Regions from separate parts of the Homo sapiens genome. Here region 2 is linked to region 1. A link is a contact called in ENCODE Hi-C or POLR2A ChIA-PET data. All regions are on one chromosome and are shown on one strand. The core of a region is the stretch at or near the end of the contact, and the rest is flanking DNA. Distances in the headings are between cores, read along the strand shown.

Region 1 (3,619 bases), core at 856-3,355:
ACGTGAACCACAAAACCCTGTGCCTTACTCCAGGGGCTTAGTAAAACTCTGTCATTTCCATACTAAAAGGAGAGGTGGGAATGGAGAGCACTGCTTGAATCTAAACCTGGAAAAGGGGGAATTGATTTATGGAATTCTGCAGGTGGGCAGCCCTGGAGCAGAAAAGCAGACCTTAGTTACCTGTGCAACTGGAGTTCATGATTTTTCAGAACAGGTATAGAATTTGAGGGGACCTTTACTTAGGCATTTAGTACAATCCTCCTTTAAAAAACTACCAGAATTCAGAAAAAAAAAGACCAAAAAAGTGTTTTCTTGGCTGTATTTCTTGTAGTGACTGCGAAAACCCGTGAAGGAGGAAAACTGGCCAGGATTTTTTTTTTTTTTTTTTTGAGGGTATGAAAGCCTTTCGTTTTTATAGTTTTGAAAATCCTTGGAGTTTAACTTTGAACTTTAACCAAAAAAAATTATATCTTATAAACAATGGCATTTGTTGACTGGATGAAGGACTAGATCAATATTGGTCTTGGCAACCCATTTTGGCTGCTGTTGCCTGCAGAAATATGCTGGTTGTGGTGTTAAAAAATTATGTCAGTTCCTCACCATGTGTCTCTTTTTCTTGGAGTTATGCCTGAGAATTACTTTCCAAAGATACTTCCAGAAGTTAACCTAGAGCCTGGCCTCCACAGCAAAGGAAGTTACACATAAACTCTCGGAAAGCAGAGCACCACAGTGAGCTCCTGGGAGGGGGAGGAATAAATCTGGATCTATGGAGGAAGAAGATGATTTGAAGCAACTGCTAATTTCACAAGGATAGTCACAGTCCCTCTTCTTGCTAAAGTTATCACCAAGACTTGTCACACCAAGGGCGAAAAAACACTAAACAAAAATAAATCAATCTTGGCAAATGAAAACCATTGCTTTGAAAGAAAATAATCATTGTAGCCATGATGGAACTGTGTACATTAGAATGTTCGAAATCTTTTCATTTTGGGGAGAAGTGGGAGGCAGTAGTGGCAGTTGGGATTTTCTAGAAGAGAGGTAGTAAAGCTTTTAGTGTTTTCACGTAGACTACCATATTATCCACTTATTTTAGGTATAAGACTATATGCCACATGTTCATCTATGTGTAATTTATAAAAAAAATACGCATATATCATATTTACTCAACTCAACAGACTGAATGGATTACTTATTCTTTGTAACTTGAGTTTCATTTAGAAGTTTTTTTTTTCTTAAAAAATTTTTTTAGGCTGGGTGTGGCGGCTCATGTCTGTAATCCCAGCATTTTGGGAGGATGAAGTGAGCAGATCACTTGAGGTCAGGAGTTTGAAACCAGCCTGGCCAACATGGTGAAACCCTGTCTCTACTAAAAATACAAAAATTAGCCAGGAGTGGTAGTGCATGCCTATAATCCCAGCTACTCAGGAGGCTGAGGCAGGAGAATTGCTTTAACCTGGGAGGTGGAGGTTACAGTGAGCTGAGACTGTACCGCTGCACTCCAGCCTGGGCAATAGAGTAAGACTCTATCTCCAAAAACAAAACAAAAAAAATTTTTTTTAGATGGTGTCTCTCTATGTTGCCCAGGCTGGTCTGGAATCCCCACCTGCCAAGTAGCTAGGATTACAGGCTCATGCCATGCCGCCCAGCTCCCATTTGAAAGTTTGACAACTGCAGCAATGTAGGACTGTGCGGTGGGGCAAGGAGAGGGCAATAAGAAAAGCTAAAAAGGAATCCCACATAGTCAACCCAGGAGCCTGACTCCAGAATTGCAGCTGCTAATCCAGCCTCATGGGCCCTCCATGGTCTGTGTTGGGTTCTTCTACACTGTGCAGAGGGTGAGGCAATGTCCTATACTCCACACTGGCAGCTGGCAGTGAAAGATGGCACAGGGCCGGAGCTGCTCCCACATCTCTTCTCCTTGCTAAAGATAAGTGCACACCTGCCACTGCTTGAGAAAGACAGCCAAGAGCTGTCACTGCATGCCTGTTCTGAGAACCTGTTGGCTGGCCCTCTTCCTGTGCTCCTGGTGGCCAGCGGGAGCCCTGGGCCCTTAACTGAGCCCCTCCCCCATCCTGCAGTCGTAACTCTGCTCCCAGAGGCAGCTCCTTCCAGCCACGTGGCCCCTGGCGCCGAGGCCAGGACCTTGGCACATCCCTTTGGAAAGGTGGCCAACTCCACACTTGCCAGATTCTCACAGTTTTCTGACCGGTGTCTCCAGTGAAATGAGTGCAGGGGGTGAGACTATATTTAGCCCAACTCAGAAAGAATGCTCCAGGGCACACACTAACAGTAATAAAACAAGGCTACTGTTAACCTTTATTGAGCACTTACTGTCTACCATGCTTTATGCTAAGCACTTTGTATGCTGTATTTTACTGAACCCTCATAACCATTTTACGAGAGCAGTGCTATGTTCATGCTAAGAAAACTGAGGCCAGACATCTCATAGCTGGTGGTGTTGGGATTCCCCTCGTGTGTCCCACTGCTGAGCTGTGTCACTTCCAACTTGGACACAACAGTGAGCTTCACCCAGGTCATCTCATCTCAATGTGCTACCCCTCTGCATGGCCACATCTACCAGGCTACCCACGAGTAGTCCCATCCCCAGCGGATGGCTAGAAGGGCCACCCACGCTCATAAGCACATTGTGTAACTGCACAGATGCTTGGGCTGCATAGACCCGTCCCCAAGGACCAGTAAGGCGCCTTCCTCTGCAAATCATTTCCTGAACTCTGACAGCCTTTACTGAGCAGACTCAGTATGTCCTGTCTTCAAAGGCGACACCTCTTTCATTGGTGTGGGGACAACTTCCTCTGCTAGATTCAGCATTTTTTGAGTGCAAAAACTATGTACTCTATTTCTTTCACATTAAAGAAAAAAAATCACTGACTTCAGCCAGGCATGGTGGCTCACACCTGTAATCCCAGTGTTTTGGGAGGCCAAGGCGGAAGGATCACTTGAGCCCAGGAGTTTAAGACCAGCTTAGGCAACATGGTGAGACCCCCCCATCCCTACAAAAAATACAAAAATTAGTCAGGCATGGTGGCACGCACCTGTGGTCCCAGCTACTCGGGAGGCTGAGGCGGGAGGATAGCTTGAGCCTGGGAGGTTGAAGCTGCAGTGAGCTGTGATCACACCACTACACTCCAGCCCCGTGGGAGAGTGAGACCCTGGTCACTTGATCATCTGGCTTCATTTTAAGGCCCAGTGAGTTTAAACAACATAGCTGAGACCATGCAGCAGGACAGAGGTAGCATCAGGACCAGAACCTCAGGTTCCTAACTGTCAGGCACAATAAATTCTGGTCCGGTTGATCTGATGGATGTACTCAGGTAGAGTGAGGCAATGAAGCAATTACTTAAAGGCCAACCTCCGTGGCCCCATTGCTGCTGATCACCTCCTCACTTTGTTGAGATGAAAGCATGTTGGGGGTATGGTGGGTCTGCTGGCAGCTAATGCCTTTATGTGGTGGACCCCACAGGTAGCAGCAGTGGCCAATCATTCTTTCACTCAACAGAGCCTTTGGTCTGAGCCAGTTCCTGTTTAGGAGTGGAGGACAGAGCCATGAACACAATAGAGAGAAGTCCCTTCTCTCACCGAGCTTACTTGTTAGGGGAGG
Region 2 (3,738 bases), core at 1-2,500, 120 kb before region 1:
CTATTCTCAAACACTAACAGAAAAACACATATATACATCTTGAGCCTCCTTCTAACCGTCCTACGATACCCTCCAATCATCCTCAGGCAGCCTAGATTGCAAAGCTTCGACAGACAGCTGCCCTTGGCCTACGCCGTCAGGAACCAGGAGGGGGGCGGGGGCCGGGGGGCGCAAGAACCACCAAGAGACCAGATCTTTTTCCAAGGCTACTGTTTCCAAGCAAAACAACCCACGGCACTAAAAAGACGGCGATGAAAATTGGAGACGCTTTAATCCCGAGAGAAAGGGGTGGCGATAGGGGGGCGGGAGGGTACAAGAAATCCCGAGAAAAAGAGGTGCGGAGGAGAAAACTAAGTATCCCATGCATCTTTCAGACCCACAAAACAACAAACCGTAGAGTCTTGTGTGCACTTAGAAGCAGCAGATGGAGTCCCCGGGGCTGAGACAGTTCAGCAGACGTACACCGTGGGTTGTGGATAAATCAACCGATGACGGGAGAGGAAGGGGGTGCCGAGAGAATAAGCCCGTGGATGGGGGAGACAAAGCCTCGGGGGGTGATCCAGGACCATACAGAAAGGTGAGAGGGGACCCACAGGAGAAAGACAATGGAAGAACAATTAAGGCAGAAATCTGGTGCCCGGGCTGTGGCAGGTCACTGGGCTAACGACAAGAGTGTGGCACAACAAAGGGGCACGGGAGGAAGGACAGCGGAGGGGAGGAGATGGAGAGGGGATGCGGGACGCCACGGGTCGGACAAAGCGCCCAAGGCGGCGAAACAAAGGGCCGGGGGTAGAGAGTCGCAGCGGGTAGCGGTGAAAGACAAAGCGCCCGGGGCCGGGGGCACTAGCGGGGCGAAGCGGCGACAACGGCCGCGAGGAACAAAGATGCACGGGGCCCCCAGGCAGAGCCCGCTGGAGGCGCGCGGGAGGCACGGCGCCCGAGGGCCCCGCGCGCCCTGCCGCACTCACGCCCGCACCCGCCGGCCTCGCCGCCGCCGCCGCCGCCCGCCCTCACGCGCTGGAGCCTGAGCCACGGCAGCGCAGAGCGGCAGCGCACGGCCACACGCCGCCGCCGCCGCGCTCGGCGCACGCGACGCCGCCCCCGCGGGCCCCCGAACGCCAAGCGCGCCGCGGCCCCCGAACCCGCTGCCCGCCGTGAGCTGCCAGACGCCCGCAACTTTCCCGGTTCCCGGCGCTCCGATTCCCTCAGACTTACCCTGTCACAACAGGCGCCATCTTCCACAAACTCTCGCCAAAACTCCAACCCTCGCGAGATTCCCCCCGACGCCTTCCCTGGTCCCTCTCCCCCGCCCCTTCCCTTTTTCCTCACTCCTCGATTCCACCCAGCCCCCGCGCTCCCTTTCCCCTCGCCGCCGCCGCGAAGAGCCAGACGCCTCGCGCCGCCCGCAGAGTAGGGGATCCTGCTCGCTGCCTTCCCTGGAAACCTACCCAGGCGATGGAGCATGCGCAGGCGGCTCCTCCGCGGGCGAGCCCTCCGTGTGGTCCATGGGGAGCGCTCCGGTTATCCGGGTTTTAGGACGCGCTTTGAGGGACGTACGTGGAGACTGAGGAAAACCGGAGGGGATTACTACGGGGACGAGGAATGGAGGGGTCAGGAGGCGGGGCCGAGGAGAAGGGAGGAGGGGTCCTGGGAAAATGGGCTGCGTTTCACAGGCCTAGATGAAACACCTCCTCAATGGGTGTTTTCCAAGCGGCTTCCCGCTCACTCTGGGTTCCCAGCTATTTTCATTCATTCAAACGTTCCCTGGGCGCCTCCTTTATGCTAATCTCGGCGTTTGGTGCAGGAGCGCCAGAGATGTCTGGGGTTCGGGCAAGTGACACGTCGGGGACTGTCTTCATTCATTACACCCCCCCATGCTAATGAGGAGGCCCTTCCAGAGCTCCTCAAGCGGAAAACTTTTGCAGTTGAGCTCTCTCGCCTTAGCGTTCTCCTTGGGTGTGAAATGAGGTCAAGCCAAGGCCTCTAGCAAAGACACCCCTAATGGCCACCTCGCAGACACACGCCAGAGCGCGGAGTAGTTCTCTCCAGAAGGGAAAACTGCCTTGGAATTGAGAGCCACATTCTCCCACCTCCGAGTCTGCCCAGAGGACCCGATCAAAGCTCTTGCCGCTCGCGTGCTGCATGGCCTCTCTAAGACCCCATCGCAGCCACCACCGTGTGTGAGCCCAGGTGTGTGTTGAGACCACTACTGCACAGGGAACCGGGCCACCCGAGGGCCTGGCACAGCCGAGGACGCTGCCGGCTGCCCGAATCGCGCTTCAGGCGGCCTGATCCCGGAAGCCCCCGGGCAAACCTGGCCCCACCGGGCATGGAACAGCAGGGTGAAGGGCCCGAATCCCGCCCCCTCCTCCTACCTGCAGCCCCCCATCTTTCCCCTCCTTTGCTCTTTCCTTTCCTAGAGATTCCCAGATCCAGCACTGCCTCCCGCAGGGAGCCCCAAAACCCGGAGAACTGGAATTCGCCGCCCGAAACCTGTTGAAGGCGCTGCAGGATTGGCGCGGCCCGCGCGAGCGGCACTGCGCATGTACCCAATGCGGGCAGTCCAGTCTCACGCTACACCTCCTTCCCACCGCCTTCCACTACTCGGCTCAGACACAACACGGCCGTGGGAAATTTCCTAAACCTCGCGAGAACGTGCCCCTGTTGCCTAAGCTTTCGCCCCAAATCTCGCGGAGCCAAGGCAGGACAGGTGTTTGCCTAGACCAGCTCCGGGCGCCGTTCGTGCAGCGCGTGCCCGGGAGGCGGGCGGCGGGCGGCGGGCGCGGGCGGGGTGGGAAGGGAGCGGCTTGCCGCGGAGGCGGGGCGGGAAGGCGCGTGGCTGGGAGCACGGGGCGGAGGGCGGCGGGGGAGGAGACCCGCGTCTCGCACACAACACGCACACGCCCTGTGACGCTGGATGGAAGACGAGGGGTGGGGAGCCTCGAACGGAGGAAGGGGAAGCCAGGAGGTTGGAAGTCGCTGCCGGTACGGAGAGTGAGAGGTCAGGCTCTAGGGCAGGAGGAGCCCCAGGCCGATCTCCCGGGGAGGTTTCCTGTCGCCCTCCACAAGCCTGGTACTTTCCTAAAACGTGTTAGACACCGCGCCCCCCGCCTCCGGGAGCTGACAGACAGCCTCCAGAGTCGGGTTTGAGTCATGCCTTGAGTCACCTAGTCTGGCCACTACTTCGCTTACTTTGAAACAAGTTCTGATTCCTTAGCTACTCTACTTTAGCAATTGGTTTCTTTTTTTTTTTTTTTTTTTTTTTTTGAGACGGAGTCTTGCTCTGTCGCCTAGGCTAGAGTGCAGTGGCGCGATCTCGGCTCACTGCAAGCTCCGCCTCCTGGATTCACGCCATTCTCCTGCCGCAGCCTCCTGAGTAGCTGGAACTACAGGCGCCCGCCACCACGCCCGGCTAATTTTTTCTATTTTTTAGTAGACGGAGTTTTACCATGTTAGTCAGGATGGTCTCGATCTCCTGACCTCGTGATCCGCCCGCCTCGGCCTCCCAAAGTGCTGGGATTACACGTGTGAGCCACCGCGCCTGGCAGCAATTGGTTGTTTTCTTTCTAATCTACCCGCTGGCCCTGTGAGCTGGGTAGAAAAATAAATAAATAAATAAATAAACAGCTCTGCGCTCTCGCCTTGTTGCCTTGTATAGATTCTTGCTCCCGTTTAAGGACACGATTTTTAAAATTTCTTGTCAGTCTCTTCTTAGCCTTTTGAAGTAATCTTACAAAT

What was found. A loop is a pair of places that touch in the nucleus more often than their neighbours do. ChIA-PET counts read pairs that join two places held with the same protein, here RNA polymerase II (POLR2A). Pooled maps may share reads with other maps.
Region 2: a map of ascending aorta shows a loop between it and region 1 (8-fold over the local background). The contact joins the promoter of RBPJ here to the enhancer-like site in region 1. A Hi-C loop is called at or near these places in 21 of 168 maps with a recorded cell type or tissue (CD14-positive monocyte, CD4-positive, alpha-beta T cell, CD4-positive, alpha-beta memory T cell and 15 more), 37 of 37 single-sample maps with no recorded cell type and 27 of 50 pooled maps. POLR2A ChIA-PET finds 5 or more read pairs at or near these places in 26 of 52 experiments (A549, CD4-positive, alpha-beta T cell, CD4-positive, alpha-beta memory T cell and 16 more).

The regions. Positions count from the first base shown.
Region 1 is chr4:26,203,522-26,207,140 of GRCh38, reverse strand. The region is part of intron 2 of LOC124900690 (a long non-coding RNA gene); the gene reads left to right. It also overlaps a transcript of RBPJ not described here. Among named protein-coding and RNA genes, the nearest start is that of RBPJ, 120 kb to the left of the region's middle. RefSeq lists enhancers at 2,041-2,542, 2,526-2,615. Within about 2 kb of position 2,105, at least 8 of the 41 ENCODE cell types and tissues checked have a DNase peak (open chromatin) inside an H3K27ac peak, as active enhancers do; they include CD8-positive, alpha-beta T cell, ascending aorta and body of pancreas, where a contact is called at or near this core.
Region 2 is chr4:26,318,526-26,322,263 of GRCh38, reverse strand. RBPJ (recombination signal binding protein for immunoglobulin kappa J region) reads right to left here and starts at 1,250. Exons shown (of 11, transcript NM_015874.6): 1 at 1,216-1,250. The coding sequence starts at 1,235. RefSeq lists enhancers at 1-794, 2,027-2,076, 3,167-3,216 and silencers at 907-1,006, 1,077-1,206, 2,677-2,946.